Linked DNA regions of Mus musculus: regions 2 and 3 are each linked to region 1. A link is a loop called in an ENCODE intact Hi-C map of the cell type or tissue named here. Cell type or tissue: heart. All regions are shown on one strand. Links, peaks and the distances in the headings refer to the core of each region. The heading gives the core; the rest is flanking DNA.

Evidence for each region. A loop is a pair of places that touch in the nucleus more often than their neighbours do. Peaks named below come from ENCODE experiments on the same cell type or tissue, not always from the same donor. Only the 100,000 strongest peaks of a DNase experiment are listed, where the experiment ranks them.
Region 2: a loop joins it to region 1, with 7 times the contacts of the local background. A loop is called at or near these places in 15 of 42 quality-filtered maps.
Region 3: it touches region 1 in a loop (4-fold over the local background); 13 of 42 quality-filtered maps call a loop at or near these places.

Annotation. Positions count from the first base shown.
Region 1 is chr8:57,348,484-57,359,031 of GRCm38, forward strand. Hdnr (Hand2 downstream lncRNA) reads left to right here. Exons shown (of 3, transcript NR_131041.1): 3 at 5,456-6,097. Among named protein-coding and RNA genes, the nearest start is that of Gm34030, 19 kb to the left of the region's middle. In heart, for the core only: a CTCF peak has its summit at 5,281; a DNase peak (open chromatin) is centred at 5,318; H3K4me3 peaks cover 1,740 bases; H3K27ac peaks cover 1,340 bases.
Region 2 is chr8:57,420,853-57,431,400 of GRCm38, forward strand. No RefSeq gene overlaps it. Among named protein-coding and RNA genes, the nearest start is that of Gm34099, 23 kb to the left of the region's middle. In heart, for the core only: CTCF peaks have their summits at 5,404 (motif pointing left) and 5,608; no DNase peak of the experiment used is centred there.
Region 3 is chr8:57,525,015-57,535,562 of GRCm38, forward strand. It overlaps Galnt7 (polypeptide N-acetylgalactosaminyltransferase 7), which reads right to left. Exons shown (of 12, transcript NM_144731.4): 10 at 7,614-7,712; 11 at 6,588-6,716; 12 at 1-1,237. The coding sequence ends at 1,100. Among named protein-coding and RNA genes, the nearest start is that of Gm51574, 9.9 kb to the right of the region's middle. In heart, for the core only: a CTCF peak has its summit at 6,195 (motif pointing left); DNase peaks (open chromatin) are centred at 5,887 and 6,147; H3K4me3 peaks cover 505 bases; H3K27ac peaks cover 575 bases.

The DNA of each region.
Region 1 (10,548 bases), core at 4,023-6,522:
CTAAGCAGGATGGCCACACAGCCCGGAAGTGCTTGCTGAGACCCGGAAGCACCTGGAGCTGGCCACTCTCCTCTTTAGGAGACCTTGGCCATCCCAGTGTGTAAAGCCTCAAGTCACCTGGGACCAGTATTATGTGTTTGTGATCCTCGCTCCTCTTGTCCCACCCACCTCTGGAATATACACCCGCTGAGGGATGGAAATCTCAAGACAGCAAATGGAGCTAGTCCTTCGTTTTACTTAAGCTATTTTGGTCTGCCCTGCGGTGGGGCAGGAGACAAATGATACTTTATAATAGGAGCCTGATAACTAAAATCTCATCATAGATTATAGAATAGATGTACTAGAAGGATCTTCGGATGTGATCATAATTCCACACATAATAACGCAGTCACCTGTACTCCCTCCCGCTGTGTGTATCTCCGCGGGGTGGGGGACTCCCAGTGATCAGGGGTGAGTGCGCGTGGGGGTACAGAGGCTGGGGCGCACCCCTCAGCTCTCTGGGGAACCGGGCTTGCGGGGCGCCTAGCTGGCCCTGTGACCCGCCCGCTGTTGTAAGAAAAATGTTTCAGATTCAACCTGAGCTTCTTTTCGTAGCACAGGAAACATCTGGGAAGTTTTCCCCCAGCGTTTGGAAAAGTACTTACTTCTCAACTTGGCTCTAAGACAAACCTGGGTCTGAAGAGGGTGCACAGGGGTTGGCAACCCTGCCTGGGTACAAACTGGGGATCTAACTGGTGGCAGACACTTGGGTGAAGGACGAATTAAACTCTTAGTCCCGCGTCTGCGCCTTCTGGCCTCATTGTTTTAACGTCTGTACTACTTAGCCACAGTTTGAGAAAGAATAATGCCTTTACATTCAGAAAAACTTCAAAGACCTGGGCTTGCTCAATATGGAGCGCACATGGTAGTCTCCGAAGGCCTTGTCTGCCAAAACATGTTTCTCAGTATTTTTCTCTTTTCTTCCGATCTCCCACCCCCCACTTTTTTTCCTCCCCCAGATGGGAGGGAACCACAGGCTCAGGTTACCTAGGGCGGTTTGCCTTCAAGTGAGGCAGCTAGGGCTATCCTAAAGCATCTCGGGAACAAAATCTCAACTAGGAAGGGACTTTGAGGATGAACGGTCTCCCCAGACAAGATGGAGAGATTGTAAGTTGACCAGAACCCAGAAGGGACTGTGACAGAGTGAGCGCATCATCAGATTTATAGATGCTAAAACACAGTGCCCTTTTCCTGCGGATGCACACTTTTCTGTTGGTAACTACTTTTAAAAATAAGGTTAAGATACACTGGCTGCTCTCTTCCCCTTAGCTCATGGCTCTCCGTGTAGAAAGTGTTTCCTATTTATCCAGTGAACTAACCAAATAAAGACAACCATCTGTTAATACACTTTTCAATTTTTGTCTAAGCAATATCAGTTCGAAACTTTTTTGAAACTATTATCTAGATAGCTACCCCAACTTACTTACTTACTTCTTTTCTCCCCTCCTTCCTCTCTTTCTTCCTTCCTAAGTTATCCAGCAGAGAGAAGCAGATGGTTGGCTAGAAGTTCAGGTAAATTGCTTCAGGAATTCGGTCAAGGAAAATCCCAAAACAATATGATTCATTAAACTGATGTGCTTCGACTTCTGACTTTTCTTGCAGATGCTAAGACCCCCTCCAAAAGGCAAAGGTATTTTTGTCCAGGGCACATAGCTAGAGTGGAGCTGGAAACAGCCTCCTTCCCAGACTGACTGTGAGCAGGGCTCACCATCCCACAGCAGCAGCCTGGTGGGAGACATCAGATAGCTTCCTCTTCTTTAGCCTCTTCTATTAAATGGACTCCTTTCAACACCTCTGGGGGGAAAAATGATCTCAGGATATTATCCTTCGGCGAATTTACATGCAGAGTTAGTATTAGAGGCAGGGGTGGGTTCTTAGGACTCCCATTTTAAAGAAGATTCATGCTGTCGCCAGGACATGCAGCCTTTTCTAACACAATATTGATGGTGGTGGGGAAGGAACCACAGCACACATGGAGCTGATTAACCACGAATCTTATCAAATCTTCCAGCTCTCTAGCGGCATATAAGATATACACAGGGCCAGCAGGCCAATTATCATGCCAGCACTCACAAAACCTGTACTTCAGACCTGGCTTCGCCACCGACCTATTGCATTCAATAGCCAGCCACTTTCTACAGTTTCAGTCTCTCTAGATATAAGTATGCATGTATGCAAATTCACATATAAAATATATATGCACTTAAACATAAATATTAATTTTCCATCTAGATGAACTCTTTGGCCCACAAACTCAACTTCTCTCCCCATTTTCTTTGTTATTGTATTTATCAATATTTAATAAACCTCATGCTCACATCTGGCGGAAGGTGGAGCTTCTTAGGTGAAGAATTGAGAACAACAGGATCCATGGAAGAGTTTTAGGGGGCTTTAGCCCCTTTATCCCACAGATGAGATGCAGGGCCCAAAGAGGCTTCCTCAGGTCACCCAGCTGGAAATCCCAGGTTGGCTTCCTACACAGTATCACATTCTTTCCAGAAATTTATTACAGAAATGGGGCCTACTAGTCTCTGCTGTAAGCTTGTGTCAGCACAGGTCACATCTCTGTCTACCTCTACCTGCCACTCCAATAATCTGCAGGCCTTACATGGCTTTCTATTTCATGTTATAAATAATAGATGCAGAAGGTAATGGTTTTAGATTCAGGAGCATGAACTTAGAGCAGAAGTCAACCAGTGCTTTCTGCTTGGGATCCTCTTCTTCTTCTTCTTCTTCTTCTTCTTCTTCTTCTTCTTCTTCTTCTTCTTCTTCTTCTTCTTCTTCTTCTTCTTCTTCTTCTCCTCCTTCTCCTTCTCCTTCTCCTCCTCCTCCTCCTCCTCCTCCTCCTCCTCCTCCTTCTCCTTCTTTCTTCTTCTTCTTCCACCTCCTCCTCCTTCTTCCTCTTCCTCTTCTCCTTCTTCCTCCTTTTTCTTCTCCCTCTCTCTGTTTCATTTTGAGACAGTGTTTCACTGTATAAATCAGGCTGACTTGGAACTCACAGATATCCTCTCCCTCCTGGAGTACTGGATTAAGGATGTGTGCTAGAATTCTATTTCTTTAAACTAACTCTGCTTGTAATTTGAGACCTTTGAACAAAGTAATGGGTTCCCTAGTGAGAAGTACAGTAGCAAATCTGTTTGGTTTTTTTTTTTTTTTTTTAATACTGAAGTCTAAGGTAAGATAGATGAAAATCATTAGTCAAGTCAAATAAGGAGGGAAATTAAGTAAAACACCATTCATATAGTATTCAACTGACCCTTCTCAACACACAGTCAACTCCCAAATTACCCACTGGGGTGGGTAGCAATCAGAGGAGCTAACAAGGTTGACTCACCATAAGGATGATGTTATAAAGCTCCCTTGCTTGTGTTGGGGGACTATCTTCCCTTAGAGCATGGTTTAAGGAACTGTCTTCCAGCTTCCTCTTTCCTACTCACCTTGTCCTCATTGGCCTTTACTAAGCAGGATTGATGGTGCTTGGCTGAAATCCAAACTGACTCAAGGAACAGTTGGGATGTATAGAGGACCAGGTACCTTCCCTGCTCTGAAGTTCTTTTCCTTTAGTCACCCATGTGGATGACTTGGGAGCTGAAAGGACCCTAAGCAGGACCAGGTTTCAGGGAATCGCTTCATCAGAGAGCAGAAACGAAATGGGAATGAGTTGCCCAATCTCAAGAGCCATTGCCAGATGTTGTCCTAGAATGACAGATATTAAAAGCCCAGCTATTAGGAGGGCAGACTACTTGCTTACACTGGCCATAGAGGAACTTACTGGCAAAAGGATGAGAGCAAAACTCAGTATCACTTAGCTTTGCTTGGTTCCTCTGGCCTCTGAGTACATCTTGCCTTTCTCTGGTATCTCTTGCCTCTGTGTGCATTTGCCTTTCATACTTCCCTCCTGCATCAGACTTTATTCTGTTACAAGATTCAGCCCGCCTCTCCTCAAAATCCTATGATAAGACTCAGGGGTGTGTCATTTTTCAAGGAAAGTTTCTTGAGGGTAGTAGAATATATCTTTTTTCTTTATTTAGTGCCAGATACTGAATAGGTATCCATCAAATGCTTGCTGGATATGGTGACACTCAGTGTTAAGTAACTTTAGTTTACCATCGACATTTGAAGGAAGAGATTTTTCTGAGCACTGTTTTTCCTGTGTGTAAAGTGTGTGTGAGACTGACAACAGCCCCTAATATTGTGAGCAATAAATGAAAGCTGAATGCAGAAGTCTTTGTTAACTGATTAACGATGTATGGGTGATATTATGATGACTGCAGATGCACATTTCCCTTGTGTGTGTACATCATCAGACCTGCATATTATTTACACGTGCACGTGTGTGGGGTGTGTGTGTGTGTGTGTGTGTGTGTGTGTGTGTGTTATTTCTAGCACTGTACATTGGGTTGGAAAAAACAACTTCCAACGGTTTTCTCTAAGTTCTACCATTTTAAAAGGAAGCAGGCCAAAAAAAAAAAAAAAAAAAAAAAAGCACACAATAATAACTCTTTTTCTCCTTTTCTTGGTGGTAAGGGTTGACGCCAGGGTCCGGGGCCCTAGATAAAGGTGTCTCTACCATTTTAGCCATAGTTCTGTGAAACTGTTCAATCCACCTGCTTAAAACACAAACTGCTAATTCACGAGCCACTAGACGGTTACCATAAAGATCAGTTACCATTTCTCTATGACTTATTAAACCTTCTTGCTATAATAGTATCGTCGAAGGGGAGGGATCTAGCTTTTCATTTAAATTCCTCATTAGTCTCTTGGAGCAATTAAAGAAAACATTATTCCCTTTACATGCGTGAATTAATAAGGTACCAGGTTGTCCGGTAGAGCGGGGGATTCCTTTAGCCTGATTCCTTGCCACAATGGCAAGTGAGTGGTAAGTAGCCATGGAGATCCTAACCTCGGGATGCCCTTTTTTCTGTCCCCTCTTGGCTCCGCAGAATGGTGTAGAAGTTCTGTGCTCTGTGGCGCTTTACTGACTATAATGCTTTAAGTACCACAGTTAGCTCTGTGGGTGGGTGGGGGTTGAGGGCTGAGGAGGTAGCTCTCCAGCAGCCTGACGTTCCTCGTGCACCGGTCGGGGTCGTTGGATTAAGGGGTCGGTCTGCCAGAGCCGACTTTGTGGGGAGGAGAGAATGAAGAGCGCCCCAGCTGATCCTTGGTCTCCTGGTGGCACTGGGAAGGAGCCAGCCTGCCCTTTACCGCCTCCTCTACCTCCCGCCTTGTGTTCTTCTTTAAAAAGCCAGATGGCGCCATCTCTCAAGTCGTTCAGTAGCGGAGGGCTCCAGGGCTGGCTGGCTTAGAGAGAGCTAGGGGGCGGGTGGACCCTCACGGCTGGGGCGGGAGCTTTCTGCCCGCCTCTGCAGACACCAGTTGGCTTTTCTCTTTTTTCTTCTCCCACACCCCTCGCAAGATGCCGACAAGCCCAAAGGAAAGCGGAGTGTCCTGTGTGCCACATGGAACTCGGGGAAAGGAAATGATTAAAGCCGTGAGGTTTCCTGGCTCTTCGTGGTGTTTACGGTGGGTTTTGATTTGGGAAGAGAGCAGGAGAGGTTATGGCCGGTTGCCATCTGCCAGCGTCCTCAATCTGCCTGGGCTACAGATGACATAGGGGCGGGTGGGCACGTGCGCTCTGTGTGCACATTCCGAGTGTGTGCAGGAGCGTGTCTCGGAGTGTCTTGTGTGGTGGCCTACCTGGCAATACATGCATGGTTAAAAAGAAGAGATCTTCCAGCTTCAAGAGGAGGGGTTTCAGGTTCTTTCAGACATCTGAGGGGCTGCATCTTTCTAAAGTGCACACGTTTCTTTTTCAAACACTATTTAAAAATTTTTGTAATGTTTCCAGTCTTTGCATACTGTAAATGGACAGGAATAGGACAGAAACCCCATCATTAAACACTTACATTGATTTAAATCAAATTCCACTAAGTGAAAATGCTTGTTGAAATTTGGAAAATATTTTTTAATGTAATAATGACATTTGGACATTGCAACTATAGACAATAATCATCAAATCTGAAATTAAGATAAATTTAATAAAAGTGATTTTTAAATGCATTGGAATGTTGTGGGAATAGAGTTGGCGTATGGTCTATAGCTATCTTAGGATTTTAATTTAAATGACAGAAAGACATACACCAACACATAAAGTACTCAGCAACATTAATAAGGACATGTGTTGTTGATTTTTTTAAAAAAAATAATGCTGGTCATATGTTTATATTGCAATGTACACTTTGGAGCAATGTCTTTCTTCCTTTCTTTCTTTTTTAGAGCAGTGGTTTTTAAACCACGGGTTGTCAACTATTTGTTCATCTTGAAACCAATACTGTGGGGGAGAAATAGCTGGTGTCAGAAAGTTTGCAAAAGATCCTGGTGTCTTAACAGCTGCTGGTAGAATGGCTGAGGGCCATAGTGAGTACTTCAGAGGCTTGGTGACTGATGCGAGGGTGAAGACTCTTCCACTGCTTTTACAGCCCCTCTGCTCTGGTGCTGAGAAGCAGGTACTATTCCCATTGCTCAAACCCCAAGGCGCTGATTAAAACACATCTAACACTTTTCTAGGAGTTGCCCTTCTAGACTTGACCTTGGGAATGGCAGCCATCTCCCTGTTGAGAGCATTCCAGATGCTGAGGTTGCCTAGCTGAGCTAACACTCAACTTGGGTGTGGCCTCTGTGTCTCCCTCTTACCCTGCAAATGTATGAAGCAAATGGCTTGAGATTTCTGTACCATTCTGTCAGTCAGGAGGAAAGGAGAGTCCCATATCTTGGTCAAGAGGAACCTGCCCACAAACTCCATTTTAGGTTTCCTAGTGTTCTGACTTGAGGAATATGCGGATTTTCCCCCTGCTACCAATCTAGAAGGCACCACTGCTAATAATCTAGTGTTCCAGAAATGCATTTTCCCTTGTAGCATATGCTTTTAGGCTTTAGAAGGTGCCAGAATCACCTAAATGGCTGGGGACTGGTCAGTGGGCACAATAGATAAAGGAGTTTCCATCTAGTCTAATGATCTCTTCCATCTCTGTGATTTACTTCATGACGTGGCAGGCACACACCCTCCCCACAAACTAAATAAGTGTTATAAACAAAACAACAAAACAAAGACAAAAACAAAACCGCAGTCCTCATTTCTGATCCAGCAGGTCTGAGGCAGAGTTTAAGAACCTGAATTTCTTATAACTTCCCAAGTGATGCGAAGGCTGGTCCAGGGAATAGACTTTCAGAACCATTGCCATATATCCTCTTAAGAAGGTGTGAAATGGAAGGTGATTGACAGGGCAGGGTGAAAGTGTCCCTGAATCCTTCCACACTCACCTCATGCTAAAGCTAACAGCAAGTCTTGCATACTGAAAAACTTCAGTGGAGGGGAGTGATGGCTTACAGAGGGATTTGGGTACAGTAGAATTTTATCACTTTATACATCTAAAGGATCGTGCCAGGAATATAAATCTTCACACATCATAAACTGTTCATTTTTGTCTTGTGTTTAGTCTTGCATATTTTAAAGCCTAGGGGGAGAGTCAAATCAAGATAGTTCAATGAAAACTTAACCAATGGCAATTCTTTTATATAAAGATAATGTTTACCACTGTGCTGCAAAGGGACAGATATACTCTGTATTAAATGGGAGCTGTGGGCTGAACTTGAATGTCACTGACTCTGCCAAGATGGTCCTGGCTCCCAAGGCCTGGCTCCTGTGGCTTCCTAGTGCTGGGCTCTGGCTGCTGAGCCTCAAAGGCAAATGGGGTTGTTGTGAAATGCGCTGTTCTTAATGAAGCTTTTCTTGAACCTGAAGCATGCGAGGCAATTACTCTCAAAGTGAGATGAGAAATTCGTCCGTTGAAAAGTTGTTGACCTTTCCAGGATTACTTTTAAAAGAACCGATTTGTTTTATTTGACACTCTGGGTATTATTTAATAAAACGCAACAGCCTCAAAAATTATCCTGTTTGTTTCATGTTCAGCAGCCTGGACTATCTACACTAAGTCCCTGAAATGAGCATCATTACTGGCGAAATATTGTTGCAAAAATTGGCATGGACTATTTTGAAGTGTCAGACTTCCAGGCGCTATTTCAGAGCTGGCAAGAGTCAAAGGCTTTTTATTGATTTAATGACGTTCCTTTTCCCTTATTGTCCCCATAATCACCTGCTTTATGAACTGTGGTTAGGGTCGATGTTGCAACTGGTAATTTTCTTAGAACCCAAATTCATTTATATATTTTCTGTCTTTTGATTTCCATCATTTCTTGGAATTGTTAGTGGATGGAACAAAAAAGAGAATACATTATAAACAATTCAAACAAACCCAAAACAAAATTCCTTGGACCCTTTACAGATCCCGCACATGCAAATATCTGTGGCTCTGCATTCCAACAGCATCGAGCAGGGAATGCATTCTCCACATTAACCTCTTTCTTCCCCAAGCAGTGCTGGTCTTTAAGCACTGTGTTTTTTATCTAAATCCAGGTTGACATTTTAAATGAATTCACATCAACTCAGCGCAGATGAGGAGGTAGAGAGCGTCTCCTTTTGACCCAGCATTTGTGCAATCCTGGCTGGATTGTTCCCAAGTAGGAGTGCCTACTATTTTAGAATGAACTCTGTAGATAGATTGTATGGCCTGCACAACCACAACCAACCACTGGAAGTGCTAAGTATGCTCTTTCCTTTGTCCTGCTAAGGGAAGAAGCAAACAAAACAAAACAAAACAAAACAAAACAAAACAAACAAACAAAAAATCTGTGATGTACACCTCGGGAATGAACATGATTCTCCTTATAGCAAACTATTTATAGAATAGATATCTTTTGGTTTCAGTCATAAGAACTTCGAACACAGAGCAGCATTTAATTTATGCAGGTACTCAATTCTGAACTTCACCATCAAGACCTGGATGTATATTCCTAAATGATGGAATACTCAATCTATTTTCAACAAGTCATAACTAATACTAGAATCCCTATAGTTATTATATATAAATAAACCTTACTCTGAAGCAGTGGGGATTTTTTCTCATTTCTCCAGAAAGTCAACAAGGCTGTTAAAGAAGACTTCACATTTTCCGACATGTAGTTCAGTGGATGCTTTGTAGGCAACAAGGACTTGGATTGAAATCTCAGCATAATAAAGGAGACAGAGACAGAAAAAGATAAGAACAAGGAACCTGTTGGTGGTGTGGTGGTGCACGTCTTTGATCCCAGCACTTGGGGTGCAAAGGCAGGTGAATCTCTTAGTTTAAGGTCAGCCTTGTCTACAGAGTGAGTTCTGGGACAGCCAGGACTGCTACACAGAAGAAACTCTCTCACAAAGAACAAGAGGAGGAGGAGGAGGAGGAGGAGGAGGAGGAGGAGGAGGAGGAGGAGGAGGAGGAAGAGAAGGAGGAAGAGGAGGAGGAGAGGGAGGAAGGAAGGAAGGAAGGAAGGAAGGAAGGGGAAGGGAGGGAGGGAGGGAGGGAGGGAGGGAGGGAGGGAGGGAGGGGAGGGGAGGGGAGGGGAGGGGAGGGGAGGGAGGAAATTTTTTTGGAAGGAGCAGGACTATGACCTGATTTTTAAAAAATCTTTTATGAACACATACATGAATCTATGAATTGTTGCTCTAATATAGGGGAAAACATGTGTTGCTTTTGGTGCTGATATCTGAGAAAAGATGACAAATATTTTTGTTCAGTTAGGTAACGTCTATCTGAAAAAAAAGATCAACAACGTATTAAAAATAACATTCAGTCTAGGCCAAACCTTCCCGCTTGGGAAAGCCTTTATCAAATGTCTTTACCCTGCTGTTAGTTATTTCATGTTATGTCAGCTCTTTTTTTTTTTTTTTTCATTCCATCATCTCCTTATGTTTTCAGAAGTCCGTGATCCTAGCTCAAGGTGGCATGAGATAGAGTTGGAGAGAGGATGAACACTGCTCTCTTAGAGAACAGGACTCTAAAACACACCCTTTAATGTTATTTGTCACCATTCTTCTCCATGTGCTTTCTACTGAGAGCTTGTCAGACGAAACCATATTGCAAAACTAAATTGTTGACAAAATGCTTGTGATTCCAAAAGGGCCTTGTGATTGAAAGCAGTTGCAGGGCTCCAACGTGAGAATGTCGCTTCCCCTGTCTGTTGGTGTGTTTGTAGGTTCCTACAGGTCACAGGTCTGGACTTCGACTGCCCCCAAACAGCAGTCCCTCCACAGCCAATTCAAGGCAGCTTGGAGCTTGGGTTTTAGAACTCTCTGCTTGCAGATATTTGTTTCCTAAGTTAGCATCCAGGGAAATCCCATGTTCATGCTCTTCCTTGGTCATCTCTAATCCAACTTCTTCCTGCATCCAAATCATGTCCAGGGACAGAGACAAAACAGCTGAGTCGTCCTTGATGCTTCCCCAAATGTGTTGACTGAGGCCAAACTCAGCAAAACCTTCAAGATTCCTAACAAGAGTCTCCTTTCAAGTCATGTGACTTTAGGAGGCACTTTCCATTTGTTCCTGGTCTGCTTAGTCAACATTTAGCCTGCCT
Region 2 (10,548 bases), core at 4,323-6,822, 73 kb after region 1:
CATAGGAGGAACAACAATATGTGTTAGTACCAGGACATTCCAAACCTATGAGCTATCAACATGACCCACGACCTGCAGGCCGGTTGCCAAGTCAATGACCACCATATCCCAGAACCCACTTGGCTCATTTCCCACCCTTACTTGTGTTACATCACTTTCCATATAAATAAGGAGAACACCCCTTCCTCACTCTCTCTTTCTTTCTTCTCTCCCTTTCCACTTGACCTGCCACTCCCTTTGTCTCTCCCTCACAATAAACCTCTTTCACCTGGAACTGCCTTGACTTAGCATGTTGTTTGGTGCTATCTGCTAATTTAATACACCAATATGAACTAGCCAGTACCCTCCCCCCCCCCCCGAGCTCCCAGGGACTAAACCACCAACCAAAGAGCCCACATGGTAGGACTCATTGCTCCAGCTGCATATGTAGTAGAGGATGGCCTGTTGGTCATCAGTGGGAGGAGAGGCCCTTGGTCCTGTGAAGGCTCTATGCCCCAGTGTCTGGGAATGCCAGGGCCAGGAAACAGGAGTTGCTGGGTTGGTGAGCAGGAGGGTGGGGGAGGGGATACAGGGAGGGTGTTTTTTGGAGGGGAAACCAGGAAAGGGGATAACATTTGAAACGTAAATAAAGAAAAAGAAAGCTAGTAAAATGGTAGACAGTATAATCAATAAATGAGCAAGTGAATTGGACACAAAATATCCATGGGGTTGATTACACAATTAGATTATAGGAGAAAAATAACTTGGATGTCTAGTAGAAACTTAAATCTTGGGTTGAATTTCATCTCTGCACTAAGAAACATCAGGAAAGGACTTGGTTAAAGATGACAAGGTACAGAATGTGATTTTTGTTTCATTTTACTTTGCTTTGTGCAACAGGATATCTCTACAGACCAGGCTAGCCTTGAACTCACAGATAGATCTCACTGCCTTCTGAATGCTGGGATTAAAAATGAAAGTAATTTTAAAATACTTCTTTTATATTTTGAGGTTATAATATAATTACATTATGTCGCCCTTCCCTTCCTATAATTTCTCTCATATGCTTTTCATTTTTGCTATTTTTCGAATTCTTGGCCTCTATTTTCATCATTTATTTTTATACACACACACACACACACACACACACACACACACACACATATATATATATATATATATATATATATATATATATACAACATATATACATGTATACATGCATACATATATGCAACACAATCATACATATGTACATATATACAAACACGGATAAATACATATACAGGACACACACATACATTGTAAGTTTTAGGCTGGCCTGGTTTACATAGTGAGTTACAGGTCTGCCTTGGTTAAGAGTGAGACTCTGCTTTAAAACAAACAAACAAATTTACACATTAAGCTTTTGTATAAAGGCTTGCTAAAGGACACAAAAAGGTAAGTAACTTCTTTGTAACATTGTTTCACTTCTATTAAATGAATTCATGTATATATATGAATACATTTATAGAACACACACACATACATTTTTTTCTCTTTCCAACCAATTTAGTATGTGAGGATCAAAGCAGTATTCTCTTTGGTATTTCTGTGGGAGTTAGTGAAACACGAATCTCTTTGTAACGGGAACAACACCAGCATCAGATGTTTTCTCTAATAAAACTGAGTTAATTTCCTTTTTGAGACAAGGTAAGTCCTATACCTCAGTCTGGCTATCCTGGAACTCACTACGTAGATTTGCTGGCCTCAGACACAGAGATTTGCCTGCCTCTGCTTTCCCAGTACTGGGACTAAAGACGTGCACCACTTCACCAAGGGAAAGCTGAGTAAATTCTTACCTACAGAGAAATCTGGACTTTAGATGATTGTCAGTAAATATCCCCCCGACACTTGTCTTGAAATTTATTGAGTAAGCAATTTTAATTGTTTAGGATGGTAGTTACTACATTAAATGCCCTCCAACCCCTGCATATATGTGCACACATGCACACACACACACACACACACACTTCTTATTCTGACATTTATTAAGGAGGCAATTTTAAGCTGTTTAGAATGGTAACTATGATAAGTGCTTTTGACTTTTAAACATGAAGTGGAAAACCTAGTGGTTGGAAAGCCCAGGGTTGGGGAGATAGCTCAGTGGGTAGAGTATTTGCCTGCAGAAAATCCTGGTGAAACATTTGCATCTGAAACTGAGGATTAAATCAGGCAGACCCAGGAGCTTGCTAGCCAGCAAGTGCACCCAAAATGGTGAGCCCCGTTGGAGGGCCACAGAGAAAGACATCTGATGTCAACTTCTAGACTCTGCGTGTGTGCACACAGGCATCCATGCCTGCTCATATGCTACATGCCCCACCCCAAAATGCAGAGATATTAAAAATATGAGGTGTACCATATATTGTTATATTTATGATAAAACTATATTACTTCAAGTTAATATCTATAGATTGTCAATCATTTTTCAATGTGTTTTGTTGTCAAGTGGTCAGAATCATAATATTGAGTTCTCTTATTCAGAGGCCAGTTATTTAACAATATGGGATCACTATCAATTTTTTTCATTATTTCCATGAGTTCTCCGTTATTTTGACCATTCCTTTTAAAAAATACGCCCACTGGTAGTGACGCATGGAAGCGGAGAAGCTGTAAATTATCTCTTTCACTGACTGAAGGGGGCGTTGCATGAACAGATGATCTACAGTTTGCATCAAGCATGTAACTTTGAATGCACTAGTTTCTCAATAAATCTTTAATTACTTAATTAGTTTCTCAATCCATTTTTATCTTCTGGCCTTTATCAGGTCTAATCAAACCCTGATTATAACAAAGGTGAAATTACCAATGATAATGTTCTACTAACAGAAATGGTAGATTGCAGAATCAGTACCCACATCAACTCTGCACGATTATATTATTTTAGCCTCAGAAGTATTTGAAAGCCACAGCTGTTGATACTGCTTTTGATTTGCCAGACCCTCTCACAGCCTACTTACTTCGTTTTGAACATGGCATTTGTACCACATTAAAGTTTGGCAAGCTTAATCCTCCCTAACCACAGGCGAATGTGAACACACTAAAAAAATATATAAAAATATATTTTAGCCAAAGCCATTATCGAGTGTATATTTGTTGGATTTGACTAAGAACCTCTAATTTGTTCATGTACAGTTGGCATCCTTTCATTCTGGGTGATGACTGCAACTTATATATTATGTGTCCAACAGCTGATTAAAGTGCTAAGCAGCGGTAGGGCAGAGAGAGAGAGACAGAGACAGAGAGAGACAGAGAGAGACAGAGAGAGACAGAGAGACAGAGAGAAAGAGACAGAGAGCCCAATCCTTCTGAGCGTTCCTTGTCCCGGGAACCCCCTACAGGGATGATTTTTCCCCACCCTCTTTCTCTGTCTGTTCCACACTGAAAGCATGGATGAGTAAGTCCCTCTCTCTCCCTCCCTCCCATTCTCTCTCTCTCTCTCTCTCTCTCTCTCTCTCTCTCTCTCTCTCCTGCCACCTCACAAAAGACTCTACCCTTACATTTTCTTGGCAACGACTACATTTCTTGAACAAAATCTATGTTCTCTGGTTTGCAAGAAACACTAAGCTGAACCCAACACCTCTAACGTTCCAATACAAAAAGTCCTCCTAGCTTGAGGCCCCACCATCCACTGAGGCACAGCAGGAGTAAGCAAGCTATTACGATTCTTGGGCTGCTTCGTTTATCCACAGTGCCAGCTACAGCCTGCGTGACACTCAGTGGTGGCATCCCTCCTGCACGACTGGGCACCACAGATAACGTTCCCGATAAGTTAAAAATGGCCATGAAGTGGGAAAAGGAGGAATTCTATAATTGTTGTGTGTGTCGAAGGGAAAGACCACTTTCCAGAGATACAGAATTAACAATTCTCTTGATTTACCTCTCCACACAAATCAGTATTCCTCAGTAGGGAAGATGTTTTAATGTCTCCCCAAAAGGACATCTGAATAACAATAACAATAACAATAATAATAATCATTGAGAATAAATTTACTCAAATCTTGAAGTTAAATTGGATTTATTTCTATCTAGAAACTGCAATGTATCAATGTCTTCAAAGCAAAACCAAATCCCCCTCCCTAAGAATGCTTCACTTGCTCAGTCATTCAACAGTCAGTCAGTTTCCATGAACTTACCATCCACGCTGTTGCAACATTGTTCACTTCAAGGAGTGAGATGGTGTGCAAACACACACACCACAGGACCTTGTATGTGGGAAGCCATAAGCAAAAGCAAATTTCCTTTTATTTCTCAAAGAATTACCCTTGAACTCATTGATCATGCAAACAAACATGCAATCAAAAGAACAGGACCTGTTTCTGATCCGTTGTCATTACTTCTTAGGGCCCACCTTTTCCATTGTTACACATTATGACATTTAGTCACAAGCTACCAAGCCAGTGTGAACAAGCCACACTCTAGACAGAGTCGTGGGCTGTGACCCTCGGTTCACCATTTATTTTACTGTTGTTGTAAAAAGGAAGAGAAAAATGTCAGTGAAGTATTCTAGTGTTAACAAGATATATTAACTACTGTTGTTTATTACCAAGACCAAAAAACAAAATCTAAACTAATAAACAATAACAACAAACTAACAAATAATAACCCGTGGAAGGAGTGATTTATTTTGGCTCAAGGTTACATACAGTCTATCATGACATGTAGGCATAGTGGCAGGAGCCTGAGACAGATGGTTACAGCCCAAGGCAAGGCACAATGGACACTGGTGACCTACACACTCCCTCCTTTTTATTCAGTCCTGGGCATGAGCCTATGGAATGGTACCCCCAGTTTGCAAGCAGATTAACCTATCTCAGTTGAAGCTCTCTGCAAACACCCTCATAGACACGGCCAAAGGTATGTCTCCTAGGTAAGTCTACATCTGGGCAAGCTAACAACCAATATTAACCACCAAGTCTGTTATATCCACACAGAGTCACACATGCACAAACTTGGGTAGGAAATGTTTGCTAAGATAGGTAAATAGCTTTACAATTACTTATTGCCTCCTCTGGTTGTTTTATTGAATATAACTTTTATTTATGAGCAATAATTTATACAATTGTGGATAGCCTTAAAGTCTATTTCTAGTCCAGCTTACAGAAATAAAATTTATATCTCCTTCCTTCCTTCCTTCCTTCCTTCCTTCCTTTCTTCCTTCCTTCTTTCTTTCTTTTCTACTTGAGTTCCAAGACCAGGTCATGTATAGAGGGGAAGCCAATTTGAGGTATCTGTTGCCAGGTAATGCCTTTCATGATCCATGCCAATTGTGACTGCCCAGTCCATACAGATCAAGAGACACCTAGAATGAACAGACTCTTGTGTAAACACAGATATGAAATGATTTGCCATCGACAATGTTTTAAAACTCAGCTCTGACCTCTACTGGCCACGTTATTAAAATACCACAGCAAGCATCCAGAAATGGTCTTTTATTTCATTCAGTCTTTTTTTTTTTTTTTTTTAAAGATTTGTGTATTATTATAGATACACTGTTGCTGTCTTCAGGCACACCAGAAGAGGGCATTAGATTTCATTACAGGTGGTTGTGAGCCACCACGTGGTTGCTGGGATTTGAACTCAGGACCTTCAGAAGGGCAGTCAGTGCTCTTACCCGTTGAGCTATCTCACCAGCCCCATTCGATCATTTTTAATTTAAAAAATTTTTCTTTTGATATCTATTCGTCTTAGGTTAGCATACATAGTTCATAACATGCATAGTTTCATTGTGATATTTTAAAATATACATGTCAGTGTACTTTGTACTTAATTACTCCCCTCCCACAATGACATGACCCATATTCCTGGCCCCTCCCTGGATGGTTCCCCTCTTTCCCCAGGTAGTGCCCCCTCGTGTATTCACTTAAATGCTTTGTATCAAAAATAAATAGATAGATAGATAGATAGATAGATAGATAGATAGATAGATAGATAAATAATTTATTATGAATACTTTTTATCTCTCACATTTTATAAATAGGGATTATAGTGGAAAAATGTTTTCTATCTTAAAATTTGCTAGGAGAAACATGCTGCAAACATTAAAAAGCTTAATGCCAAGTACAGCTGTTCTCTATCCTGTGTGTGTGGGGTCAAATATCAGATATCCTGCATATCAGAGATTTATATTATGATACATAACAGTAGCAAAATTACACTTATGAAGTAGCAATGAAAATAATTTTCTGGTTGGGGGGGTCACCACAACATGAGTAACTGTATTAAAGGGTCACCAGCATTAGCAAAGTTGAGAACCACTGTCCTACTATATTAGAGGGTAGAAAGTGCTTCATACACTTTATTTTTGGTTTCTTTGAGACGGGATGTCATGTAACCCAGGCTGTCCCTGAATTTCTGATTCCCCCACCTGCACCCCCAAGAGCTGGGACTACAAGCATGCACCACTACATTTGACTTAATATGTGATTTTTACAAAGATAAAAAGAAGGGCCATAAAGAGAATGAGGGAGTAACAATCTTAACAATGTGATCTCCCTCCCCCTGCCTCCCCCTCTCCCTCCCGTTTCTCCCTTTCCCGGTCCCCCTTCCCCCACCACTTCCCTTCTCCCCCTCTCTTCTTTTTCCCCATATCACAAATTAATTAAATAACACATTCTAGAGGCAATACCCTTTTTCTCTGGTAGTTTCTGCAGGTTTTGGAATCAGCCAGACTTGTGTTCCAACTCTGTCAGCCTTCGTCACAGAAAACAACCAAAACAAAACAAAATATCATCGACAACAGCAAAGAACATAAAACAAACAAACAAAAAGTCCCAAGTCCTCCGTAGCTTAAAAAGCAAACGTTTGTACAAAACCACATTGAGATAGCACCTCCCAGGCATCAAGATGACTCATAAAAGAAACACATAATGGGTCAGTAAGGATGTGGTGAGCTTTGCTGGTGGGAGACGAGCTGTTGTAGAAAGCACCAACATAAGAACAGAGTTACCATATGATCTGGCAATCCCATCTCTCGATGGAATCGGAAGCGGGGACTTGAAGTGAGTTCTGCATAGCTAGGCTCACAGCAATGTTGCTGAGAGTTACTCACAGGAGGAAACAACCTACATGTGAAAGCATACACAAAACACAGTAGATACACAGCACAGTATGATTCTACATCAAATATACAACAGTATGAAGGAACTTAGAGGACATTGCACTAGACAAATCAATCACAAGAAGAGAACGGCTATGTAAGTCACGGCGTGAGAACCGTTACATTGATAGAGGCCGTCGTGATGAAGACGGTGCCCCAAAGGTGCTAGAGGTGAGGAGAAACAGGAAGTTTCTGTTCAATGCATACAGAATTTCCGTGTCACAGGATGAAATGATAAGAAAATTCGGTGGCGATGGGTGCACAAGATAAATGCATTTTGCACCAAGCTGTACGCTTAAAAATTGATAAGATGATAGATTTTTATGTGTATACATTTTTACCACATTTAAAGCCTTTTAAACATTAGAAAAATAGAAGTGGCTGGAAAACATTAAAAACAAAGGTGTAGGGACTGCAGAGATGGCTCACTGGTTGCCTTTCCAGAAGATCTGGGTTCAGTTCCCAGACCCAACCCAATCAGCCAACAACCTCCAGTTCCAGGTGATCTGGTCCCTCTTTTGCCTTCCTCGGGCACTGCACGCAGATGATGCCCAGACACGCATGCAGGCAAAACACCCATACATGTAAAATAAATAAAATAAGATCTCAAGCAACAATATTTAAAAGACACAAAAAACATCTATTCATCTCATGAGCTGACCATAGATAGGTCAGCTGTGACTGATAAGCTCAACTCCTCTGTTAGGGATTAGTTCAGTGACCCATGTCATCTTCCAGGAGCTGGAGCTGAGGGAGGAGGCTTTGTGCTTTGGTAGAGACCGTCAGTGGTAAGGCAGACCTAATTGAAGTCACTCAGGCACATATTCATTCAAAGCACACCCTACTGACCAAAGAAAGCCCCATTGGTCAAGACAAAGAAGCTATTGGAAGCCCAGAAGTATGTCTTTTGCATACACAGGAAAGGGGAGCAAAGGCTGGGGAGGATGAATAATTTAGAATCAATAATTCAATAAAAATTGAATGAGTCACCCCCTGCCTTGCAATTTTCATGATCTGTGCCGATTACCAGTAGCAAATTATTTATACTGCAATTCACACATGTCAAGAGACACATAGAGTAAACAGATCCTGTGTAGATACAGGGGAAAAAGCAGTTGGCTGTCCAGGAAATGTTATTTGTCCACCTGTGAAACAGCAGTAAGGACAAGGATATTCTTCAGAAATTCACTTCGACTCAATTCTTTTGTAGGCTTAAAGAACAGTCGGGACCTGAAATTCAAGAAATATAGCGTAAGCTACTGTTCTTGAGCTATTTTACTACGACTTGAGTCCTGCATAAAATCAGACAGCTGTCTAAAACACCGCCGTGGTTCTTTCCCGTGGTAAAACATAGCCAATAGGTTAAAGTATTTATTAAAGGCATATTTCCCGCCTCTAAAGCTGCTTTTCAGTACAAACAGCAGGTGGCGCTCGACAACAACTTAAGATTGGAATTCCAAGGTTATTTTCACTTCCTGTTCCTTTATAAAGCAGAACTACAGCCTGTAATAAAAAAATAAAATAAAGTAAAAAAAAACAAACAACAGCATAAACCAAGGTGAGAACCTGAGTCTTTATGACCTTGCATCAAAAGGGAGGGCCCAAGAAGCCTGGTGAGTGACCGGAATTTCTAAAGTTTGTCTTTGAAACTTGGAAATCGCTTTCCTTCTGAGCCCAAGGTGTGAGGCTGTAAGAGCAGCGCGCTGTCGAGGGAGGGTATATCTACCTGCCATGCATGGGAGCAAGAGTGGCTGACAAGGGGAGATTCGCTCAGGAAGCTCTGATACTAACTCAGGTTGTTCACATCCTAGGGCCGAGGATGGAAGATGACTGTAGTAAGCAGATGAACGGATAATTTAGCACGCATTTAAGAGAGAGAGAGAGAGAGAGACAGAGACAGAGACAGAGACAGAGAGACAGAGAGACAGAGAGACAGAGAGACAGAGAGACAGAGAGAGACAGAGAGAGACAGAGAGAGACAGAGACAGAGAGAGAGTTAGTTGATGCTCCAGGCAAGGCCTCGGGGGTGGAGTGGCCAGTGGTGGACTGGGAAAGCACCCTGTCCGAGGCAAAGGGGAAGGGGGAGGGGTAAAGAACTCTGAGATGGGGAGGGGAGCAACATTTGGTATGTAAATAAATTAAATAAAGAATAGGGCTGGAGAGATGGCTCAGCGGTGAGCACTTCCAGAAGTCCTGAGTTCAATTCCCAGCAACCACATGGTGGCTCACAACCATCTGTAATGGGATCCGATGTCCTCTTCGGGTGTGTCTAACAAGAGTGACAGTGTACTCACATACAAGAAATAAGTAAATAAATCTTAAAAAAGAAGAAGAAGAAGAAGAAGAAGAAGAAGAAGAAGAAGAAGAAGAAGAAGAAGAAGAAGAAGAAGAAGAAGAAGAAGAAGAAGAAGAAGAGAAGGGAAGGGAAGGGAAGGGAAGGGAAGGGAAGGGAAGGGAAGGGAAGGGAAGGGAAGGGAAGGGAAGGGAAGGGAAGGGAAGGGAAGGGAAGGGAAGGGAAGGGAAGGGAAGGAAGGAAGGAAGGAAGGAAGGAAGAAAGAAAGAAAGAAAGAAAGAAAGAAAGAAAGAAAAGAAAAATATTTTGAAAAAGAAGTTTATTTGTGACCTGGAGGAGGGGGTAGAGGCAGATATGGGAGGGGACCAGAGAAGGACAAAAGGAGAGGAGACAGGAGGGAAGAAAGAAGGCTGTCCAGGAACACATAGAGAAGGGGGGCAGGGAGGGGGGAGGAAGAGTAGATGGAGAAAGAGAGAGACAGAGACTGAGAGACAGAGAAAGACAGGCAGAGAGATTTAGCAGGCTTTTAAACAAGAAAGCCTCGAATGATAGAACCCATTATGAATTATTCTGGGTAGCTCAGCCCACGAACAGGGCAGAGTTGTCCGGTGGCGGTCTGCTGTTGTTCCTGCACGTCTTGTTCGCACTGAGAAGACACCAAGAGTGCATCTGCCTGTTTAGCTCGTTGACTACCCTCTGGCGCTTAAATACGAATCTAAGAAAAGGTCTTGTAGGCACTCGGCTGCTGTGGAGAACCGAGGAGTGATCCAAATGACTAACTGTGACTATCAGCCCGTCTCAGTGGCCTGAGAGACAAATGTTCTCTTACTCATCTTTCATAAATGTGCTCATTGAATGTAGGTCAGCTGTGACTCGTGGGCTCAGTTGAGCTGAATGTTCTCAGGAAAACGTTTCTCTTGCAGCAGTTTGTTGGTGGTATTTTAAAGTATTACGGCAGCCTTCTTGCATGCCACGAGATGATATAATGGAAAGAGCAATGGCTTCAAAAGACACATTATTAGAATTTAGCTCTTAAGTATGATCTCCATGTTTCTACACAGACCTTACCAGAAGAGAATCCCTTTGTTTTCAATTTATAGTGTTCTCCGTTACCCGCAGCCAGTAACCTGATTTCCCT
Region 3 (10,548 bases), core at 4,717-7,216, 180 kb after region 1:
AATTTCCTTTGAATGTAGACAAAGTGTCAGTTTATCTCTGTGCACAGCTTGTGCTTCGAGGTGGTTCTCTAAGGCTTCCATCTCACAAGGGCTTGGGGATTTTTACCTCAGGACCAACCTAAGGCGTCCACACTAGGGCTTTATTGTGTTGTTTCCCTGCCCCTCAACCCCCCTTCAAGTTTCAAACTGAGAATTATGTTTAGTTTTCTATGACTGGTACTGGGGAAAGCAGATGCAAAATGTAGATGGGCAAAAACCAACCCCTCCTTTTAGAAGAAGGACTCCTTTGCTAGCCTAGAAGCTGGTGTGAACAGAGGCCAGGGAGGTAATGCCACAGAATCTTCAAGCCCCACGGAACAGCCTTGAGTTGGGCCCACTGTTGTCCTCGACCCAGCCATACAACATTCCACTTCATAGCCAAGAAATTCTCCTGTGAGTAACAGACGGGTTCCCCAGGTGACATTCATTGTCACCATCATAGAAGTGTCACTAGAAGCTCTCAAACAATATACTGAGAAATGAAAGAGGCACTAAATGTGTTGAAATTCACCTTTCAAACAGCAGCGTAACTGAAGGAAGGCCACCCTGGCCAACGACCCGTGGCAGTGCTTCCGAAAGATGTAAAATTAAATACACAGCAGGTTGATCATCACCAAGTCGGATGTGAAAGTCTGCTTACTCCAACCTTTTTTTTTTTTCAAGTGTGTTAAAAAACAAGAACAACATCATCAACAACAAAAAAAACCAAACTGCCTTCCAGACCCCTGAGTGTATTCCCAAAGAAGACAACACATGCTTTAACTCGGCGGTTCAGGAAACCGAGTTAAAGGCACAAATTACCAACATCATCATAAAACAAAACAAAAAACGATGTAAACATCTAGAGTTTAAGGTAAGAGCAGTTTTGTAAACAGTCACTGCAGATGATAATGTTATTGTAAAATCACAGTTTATCAATGCCCCTTCCAACTGATCAGAGAGGTTCCAGGTTTGGAGCTGTACAAAATTAGTAATAATGGTTGCAGCAGGTTCCAGGCGGTTTTCAGTCCTCCATAAATGTACTTGTCAGTAGGTAGATTGTTGGTTTCCTCTGTTCTTGTCAAACACTGTGGATGTTATTCATCTCCCACTTCTGAGTCATTTTACTGGAGTCACAGGTGGAGATGAACACTTGATGCAGGACCTCCGATCGATCTAAGCACTTTCCGGAAGTGATGTGCGTAAACCTGTGCAGGCTCTGCAAAACACAGTGAGCCAAAGTAAGGTTTTTTTGTTTTTAAGATTTATTTATTTATGTATTTTATGCGTATGAGTACACTATTGCACTCTTCAGACCCACCAGAAGAGGGCATCACATTCCATTACAGATGGACGTGAGCCACCATGGGATTTGAACTCAGGACCTCTGGAAGACCAGTCAGTGCTCTTAACCACTGAGCCATCTCTCCAGCCCAAAAGTAAATGTTAAATGTGGATTCTGTTACCTCCAATAGGAAGACAGGGCATCAAGTGAAGGGATGGGGTTGCCATCCCACAGTCAAAACTCTGACCCAGAATTGTTTCTGTCTAAAAGAACTGCAAGGACAAAATTGGAGAGGAGGTTGAGGAAAAGGATGCTCAGCGACAGGCCCAAACTGGATGTCCAGCTCAAGGGGAGGCTCCAAAGTCTGACACTATTACTGATGCTATGGTGTTTATAGACAGAAGCCTAGCATGGCTGCCCTCCGAGAGGCCCAACAAGCAACTGAAAGAGTCAAATGCAGATACTTTGCTCAACCAATGGACAGAAGCCAGGGACCCCTGTGGTTGGTTGAATGAGGGAAAAGCTGGAAGAAGCTGAAGAGGGCAACCCCATAGGAAGACCAGTAGTCTTAACAAACTTGGACCCTTGAGATCTCTCAGATTCTGAGCCACCAGCCAGGCAGCATCCACTAGCTGATACGAGGCCCCCAAAACATATACAACAGAGGACTGCCTGTTCTGTCCTCAGTGAAAGAAGAGGAACCTACCCCTCACGAAATTTGAGGCCTCAGGGGTTCAGGGTGGGGACATCCTCATGGAGACAGGAGGAGGAGGAATTGGATGAGAACTGTCGGAGGGCAGACTGGGAGGGGGGATAACGATTGGACTGTAAGAAACGATTAAATAATAATAATAATAATGTGTGGACTCTGATATCTCTGCTATGAGGTGCCATTATTCGGCTTCCATAGCAGGTGATTCGAGCACATTGCACACGCCTTGAATGTCAGTATTCTTAGCCCTTTCTTTTGGTTATGCCATTTGAACTACGTCAAACTCAATACACACTAATTGAAGTTCAGTATCTCTCCCTCCAAGCCTCTGTCTCTCGTTCTTAGTCTGGCTAAAGACAACCCCAGCTTTCCAGTCCTAAGGAAGCTACTCACCCCGCTCATTCACGGGATACCAGTTCTCTACGGCTAACGCTTTCAGTGGTTCTCACTTCTGTTTTTTCACCTCTGTCTCCTGCTCTAATACATTCTTCATCATATGCTGTTGATTTCTCCAATCCAGCTCTTGGCTCTTCAAAGAAAGGGCCTCAGACTATGCAAGATTGGGTGTCTAAGCAAAACTTATTTTCAAAATGCAGTGGAGATAATTTGCTGCCCTTCGAGTTGAATTGACATATGTACCATTGCAACAAAAGCAGTCACCATGGGAATTCGGGCATCAATCAAGGATGGATGGATGGATGGCAAACTGCCAACAGTCCTACCAGCACTCGCCTGAGACAAGCCACACTTTCATGGAAGGATGCCTACAAAGATGGTGTTAAATTATGCTATTGACCTTTTTTGGGCATGGGGAGCCAGGTTCAAGACAGTGCTTCTCTGTGTACCCCTTGGCTGTCCTTGAACTAGTTCTGCAGACCAAGCTGGCCTCAAACTCAGAGATTCTCCTGCCTCTGCCTCCCCAGTGCTGGGGTTAAAGGCTTTGGCCCATCGGAGCTTATTGATCTTTAGTTACAACGGGACCATGGTGTATCCTTTAAAAACCACTCAGGTGAAATGAAAAGTGTGAACCGAGTGCTTCCACATGGCAGGACTCAGCAATGCCCTGAGAAAGACTCAGGAAGGGCTACCACCTACTTTGTTGATCCACTGTCAACAGACTATGATTCTTCACACTTGGACACTGTCTGTCACTAAGGAACCCCATGTAGCACCTGGAGGAGGGGGCTGTCCCTGAACCTGCTGCCTGCCTGTGGATTCCTTTCCTTAACTGGGCTGCCTTGTCTGGCCTCACTGGGAGAGGATGCACCTTGTCTTGCAGTGGCCAGGTGTGCCAGGGTAGGTTGATACCCAAGGGGGAAGGAAAAGCAGGCTGGGAGGAGCTGTGGGGGGGGCACTGGGGGGAGAGAGGGGGCAGTGATTAGGATGTAAAATGAACAAACAAATGGAAAATAAATAAATAAATAAATAACCAAAATAAAGCAGGGTAGGGGAGTGGGGTGGGGGGTGTAAGATACTCACACAGACAAACCCAAAAATACTCGACACTGTCTGTCTAGTTTTCAAGCAAAAATCAGAATTTTGAAAAATTTACCACTATTATGAAGACTTTACACAATTTAAAGACTTTTCTAACAAAACAAGTTTTATATTTCTATTTTTTTTTTCGAGACAGGGTTTCTCTGTATAGCCCTGGCTGTCCTGTAACTCACTCTGTAGACCAGGCTGGCTCGAACTAAGAAATCCGCCTGCCTCTGCCTCCCGAGTGCTGGGATTAAAGGTGTGCGTCACCACGCCCGGCTCTAATTTTTAAATATATATTGTACAATGGAATATGTCAGCATTTGGGAGATCTTTATAACTTAGTGAATAGTATAATGTATTAATTTAGCATAATTTGAAACTTAAAAAGGTTACAAATTCTTGCAATTTAATTTCCAATCCCAGAAATACTCTTAATAACAACCTACATGAGAGCTATTTGGGAAGAGTGTTGGTTATCTTTTTACTGTTAAGGGTCTCAATTTTGTTGCATAGGCTGCCTTCAAATACACAGCCTTCCTACCTTGGCCTCACGAGTTTTGAGATTCCAGGCTAGCACAACAGTACTGAGTGAGTTTCAATTACCCTTAAGATTTAAGGGGGAATGCTGAAGCCAGGAAATCTGTAGACTCGGCTCATAATGATCTTCTCAGCAACCCGTATGTCACAATCCCTTTCCTAACAGCATCCACTGTTTCCTATGGCGACTGCACAGAATGTCAGCTCACATTAGGGACAACCTGAGTGCGGTCCTCAGATTCTCCTGAGACTCTTAATGCTGGATTTCTGCTCATCTAGTTTTTCTCTCTGAAAACTGACCAGAAACAATCACCTACGTTCTTCTCTTTTTCCCTCCCTTAAAACATTTTTGCTTATTTTTAACTGCATCTTTTTTTCATCTATACATTATAGAACAGCATGTTTTAGATAGCTTCCACACCCTCATACTCTGTCACTGGGGAGATGAACAAATGTGTAGTGTCTTAAATACCTAAAACATGTAGATTCTAGTTTTTAATTTTTTTTTTTTAATTTGGGGGTTGGTACTGAGGATTAAATTACTATGTGGTACCTCTGAGTTCTATCCCCAGCCAATATCCATTCGTGTGGTCTTCCTATGTAGTATCTTACTTACGGTTCCCCGTCCCTCTGCTCCTCCCAGTTCCTCCCACCTCCTCTCACATCCAAATCCGATCCCTGTCTGTCTCTCATTAGAAAACAGCCAGGCTTCGAAGGGGTGGTAATAAAGTAAGATAAAACAAGAACCAACACACCAGGGGCTGGAGAGATGGCTCAATGGTTAAGAGCACTGACTGCTCTTCCAAAGGTCCTGAGTTCAAATCCCATCAACCACACGGTGGCTCACAACCATCTGTAATGAGATCTGATGCCCTCTTCTGGTGTGTCTGAAGACAGCTACAGTGTACTTACATATAATAATATATATATATATATATATATATATGAACCAACACTGGACCAAACAAGCAAACAGAAGGAAACCCAAGAAATCACAAGAGTCAGCGACCCAGGGTCCCAGTATGTAGTCCAGGCTGGCCTTGAACTCACATTCCTGCTTCAGCCTCCAGAAAGCCACTCATGACTGCTACTCTTTTCTACTTTAAAAGTTGCTCTTCTCACAGGTCTCTACCAGTGGTTCCTCTTCATTTTCTTTTGTGAAAATAAACACTATCAACCTGTCAGGATTCTCTAATATCTTTTCCAACTCGTTATTAAAATTTGTTTTCGGATCTTGAGAGCTAACTCAGCAGGTTAAGACGCTTGTTTCAAAGCCTCTTGACCCAGGTTCGATCCCTGAGACCCACATAAAGGTGGATGAGAGAACAGGTTGCTCAAAGTTGTCCTCTGACCTCAGGACATGCGTGCATGGCACAGGGCCGGAGTGTCTCTCTCCTCACGCATGTCACACACAGGACACAAACAGTGACAGTGCATAAAAATAAAACTCGGCAATTGACGTGCTCAGAATGCACGAGATGGCGCCTGGGAATATTTTCTAAGGAAGGAACAATGCCTTCAGAGCGGGAGTGGGAGAGCAAACATTACATGATTAGAATGGAGGCCTTCTTCCGAGCCTTTCAGTTTGCAAGGCTTGGCTAATGTTTGAGTTCATAACAAGACAAACTGACTGGTTCTGTCCCAACGGACACCTTGAAGATTATACATTCCGGGTGTGCAAACGAGTGGTCGCTGACTCCTGTGCCTCCCTTTGGTCTCTTTCTTCTGTTTGCTTGTTTTGTCCTGTTCTGATATGTTAGTTCCTGTTTTGTTTTATTATGATTCCTTAGCAGCCCGTCTGTTTTCTTATGAGAGACAGAAAGGAAGCAGATTTGGACGGGAGGCGAGGTGGGAGGAACTGGGAGGAGCAGAGGGAGGGGAAACCATAATCAGGATATGTTATGTGAGGGGGAAAAAATCTATGAGAAAATTCAATCAAAGGAAAAAAATTATACATTAATCCATTAACATGGTCAATCTTGCCAGAAAGCTTTAAACCTGCACAGCCCTAACAGAAAAGCAGCTCCAAGGGCTGCAGGGTCGTGTGAATAAATCTGACCTTTAAAACAACCAACCCCTATTCCAGTCAGCAGAAGGTGAAGAAACAGGAAGGCTCAGCGGCCATTTCTTATTTGCCTGTCTCTACCGCCACCTGCTGGACAGCAAGAGGCAAGAACTTTCTTCTTTAATGGTCTAAGTTTGTTGCTTGTCCTTGACTCATTCACATTTTTAACATTGGATTTAGATCTGAAAACGGCGCTGGTAGCGGCCTCCTGGAACACCAGCATTCGCGAGTTTCTGAGACTGGCACTGACTCTTCATGCCTATCACGGTGGTCTCGCTGCATGATGTCCCTGCTCCAGGGAACACAAGGGATACCTCATTATAGCTCAGTGATTCACCCAAGCAAGCAGGTGTAAATAACTCACGCTGGAAGTCCAAGTCACACATGTGAACACTTGGTCTGCAGATTTATCCATCTAAATTCTACTGGCTACTTGTTCCTGACAACGCGACAGCATAGGCAATCCCGGGAGCTGGACGACGGCATACCTTGAAGTACTGCCATTCCTTAAATTCATTTAGGTTACAGTGTGTGATCATGACTTTGGATCCATCAGGCCCCTTTGTCAAACACTGGTCGTACTGCATGAGCTGGTTTGCTTCATTGATTCGGAAAAGCTATTGAACAAACAAAATGGAGATGTCTTTCTCGCCAACACATGTTTTATGAAAAGGATGAAATATAACTCCTATAATTAACCTGAATAACTTATTCTATAATTTTTGTCCATGTTGGAGACCTCTAGTCTGCAGACAAGAACTACTGTCATTCTGAGATTAGTGAAGACTTCTATCAATATAAGAATTACACTCTTAATTCTTTAAGCCTCTAATACACAGAATGGGTAATTAACACATTTATCATTACCAACAACAAAAAAAAATTTAAAAGCTAGAAGCAAGCCTAATAGTTTTTTCACAACTGAAATTAGACATATGAAAATCCCTACATTAGGAAGCAAGAGAATATGTGTAAAATAATATTTGTGTAAAATACCTACCGGTACCGGAAGTAAACCAATTTCACTTAGTAAACCCCATTTGCAAACCTTTAGGGGTTAGGCTTACTCAGTCATCATTAGTATACGTTCCCATGTTCCCACAAGAACATACTTTTATCACTTGTGTGCAGACATTTCTACATTTCCCTATTTAAGTGAAATATTTTAGCTTTACTGAACATTTTTTATTAAGTCAAAATTAATAAATTAAAAACCAAACAAAGGGCTAGAGAGATGATGGCTCAGAGGCTAAGAGCACTGACTGCTCTTCTTTAGGTCCTGAGTTCAATTCCCAGCAACCACATGGTGGCGCACAACCATCTATAAGGAAGTCTTGGCACCCTTTTCTGGCATGCAGGCATATATGCAGGCATAACAAATGGATGGGTAGATGGATCTTAAAAACAAAACAAACAAGCAAACCAAAACCCAAACCCAAACTAAACTCGTCTGTCTGTGACCAGTGAGTCTGGTGGATCTCAGTGCTGACCAGCCCTGAAGGAAGGGGACTCACCTGGTTCCCACCCATCCTGTGGCAGGGTCCTAGCTCCACGAAGCCTCCATTCGTCTTCCCCATGCTATCAATACAGTATGCAGTTTCGAGGCCTCGGATCTAAAGGATGAAGAGAACCAACACACAGGAAACAGTATGGTTTGTAACAAGCCAGCACCCGAGTGTGAGACTTCCAAGTTCAATGTACTGTCACGGAGTTCAGGGCTGTTGTGGTGCCGGGCTGTAACTAGTATCACCAACCTGTAGGTCTGTTTTAGCATCCATGTGACTGAGAGGCACAGAGAGGCGAGCTCTGTAAGTACACTGGGGGCAGACAGCCGCTCTGGACACGGAACAGACCCTGCTTTCTCAGTCCTCTCACTGGCTGGGCAGCACTTCTTGGGGAGGGGACTCAAGGTGTCTCAGAACAAGGATAACGGCACACAGTGTGGCTCTCCTCTAACTACCACGGAGTGGTTAAATGGAGGCAAAAGCAAATAGCCATTCCGCTCATTTGGGATAGAATTTTGTGCTAAAATAATCACATTTAGAGGAATTTTGTCTTCATCTCAATTATAGGTCACTGTACCATTCGGATCTAGTGCTGATTCTGTGGGTTCTGAGGAGGATACGAGCTCTTGAGTCCATGGAGATGAGCAAGTCACAGTCCCCTGGACCACCACCACTTGGGGACAAGCAGGTGTGAGGTCCAAAGAGGAGTTGAATGTGCAGATGAAGCAGCCTACACACTGCCCAGGGAAGCTCAGACTTCTCAGGGGACATCTTTTAAATTGGGGTTTATTTCGGAATGCTCAGCAGATGAATGGAAAGGATAATGGAAAGGAAGTAAGGGGTAGATGGCAGAATGTGGACAAATTCCTCTGAAGATATAATTAGGACAGAGATGGTAAAAGGAGGGAAACCAACCCCTCATCCATCCTTCCATCCATCCTTCCATCCATCCATCCATTCCTCAATGCATGTGTTTTCGTTCATGAAATAATAAGTGGGTATCTACTATATGGCAGGCATGCTATATCTATATGCCTATATATCTATATATCTATTTATATGCTCCAGCGAACTCATAGTTCACAGCAACACAAAGGCAAAAAAAGAAGCTAACAAGATATCTATCATGCAAGAAATACAGGCCACAGGAGAGAAAAGCAAGACCATTAAGGAAGAGGCTGGGGAGTTGAGGAGGGTGTTCTAGGGTAGATCTCATCCAGGACACAGGAGGAAAATCTTGAAAGACATGGAAGTTAGCTGTGCCTGCAGATGCCCAAAGGAAGGCATTCAGCAGAGGCAAGAAGTGTGAGGAGGAGGAAGAGGAGGAGAAGGAGAGGAGGAGAAAGAAGGGAGGAAGAGTGTTGAAGTAGGGAGAGGCAAGCAGGAGCAAGTGAGGTGAGAGAGGGAGGAGAGTCCTGAGGTCACCAAAAAAGGCTCTGCCTTCATGGAACCAAGCAACTGGTGTGGTGACCTCTCTTTCTTAAAGAGCGGCGACATGACGTGCATTGCATTTCCAAAGCCTCTCTGATTGTTTCCGGTGTTTAGAACAGGCCAATGATAAGCGTGAGTTGGTTTGGGTGAGAGGTGATGGGGACTTAGCCAAGGTAAGGAAGGGCTAGATTCTGAAACTGATGCATGTGTGAGAAAAAGCCACTCAGTGAAGACCCCCCCACGTTTTTGGTATGAGCAATGGGCCAAGGTGGGCTGGAGAGGGAGAAAAGGCATTTGACCTGAGGTGGACTGAGATGGAAATGATATTCAAGTAAAGAAGTCAAGAATATGGCTGAATGAATATGCTTAGGCTCTGATAGAGAGGGGGGAGAGGGAGGGAGGGAGGAAGGGAGAGAGGGAAGAAGGGAGGGAGGAGACTGGAGGTGAGGATCAAATCTAAAAGTCATTTGTACAAAGATGAGTTTAAAGCCAGGGGATTGGCTGAGGTCAAAGGAGAATTCCTTCCTTCCACACAGAGGGTTTCTGGGAGATTAAAACGTAACTAAGTCTGGTCTGGACTGCCCCAGATTCACGTTTTTCTCAGCGGGTTACTGGCTAGATTTCTGTAACAGGAGAGATGGAATAAGCCTGCCAAGGAAAGACACAGGCATTATTACAGGAAGTCAAAGAGCAGTTGCAGTGTCCTCTGTGTTTCTCTTTCTACACCCCAACTCTCAACACTGCAGACTCTTACAGATGGGTTCAGTCCTCTCTTCTCTGTCTCTATTTCTTTCTCTATGGCTGCAATGTCACTGCGCTGGATGCTAATGGTCTCCAGATGTTGATTTCTGGAGAAGTCTCTTTTCTAGGGTTCGGCACAAGATCCTCAACCAACAGGAGCTGACAGCTGCACACGGCCTGCCGTCTAGAAGTCATCCTGCAGGTGGGAACCACAAACAGACCCAAGAGTGCTACACCTCAACACCTCCACGTTCCCTGCCCACTGTGCGCCTGCCTCAGCTGCCCCCTAACCAGCTGCTCAAATAGAAAACGAAAGCATCCCAGCCCTCATCTTTCACACACTGATACTCCGCACCCACATTCTCTGACAATATCTGTGACTTGGTGTTTGCCTTGGCTATGTCTTGTGCTCTGCCTTCCTCTAAGCCACAGTCACTGTCCCCAGTGGGTAGCACTGTTTGGAGAGGCTTAAGGGGTGTGGCCTTGGAGGAAGTATGTCATAGGCAATGAGTTCTGAGAGTCTAAAGACTCAGCATTTCCAGCTCCGTCTCTGCGTTGGCCTTGCAGTTTAGGATGTGAACTCCCAACCAGCTTGCTACTCCAGCCGCCATGCTTGCTGCCATTCCTTATTTTGCCCATTTCGATGGACTCTTAACCTTTAGGATCGTAAGCCCAAATAAACTCTTTCTTTCAGGGATTTCCTCAGTCAAGTTATTTTAGCACAGCAACAGATAAGTAATGAGTGCAATTTCCTATCTTTGAAGTCACCACT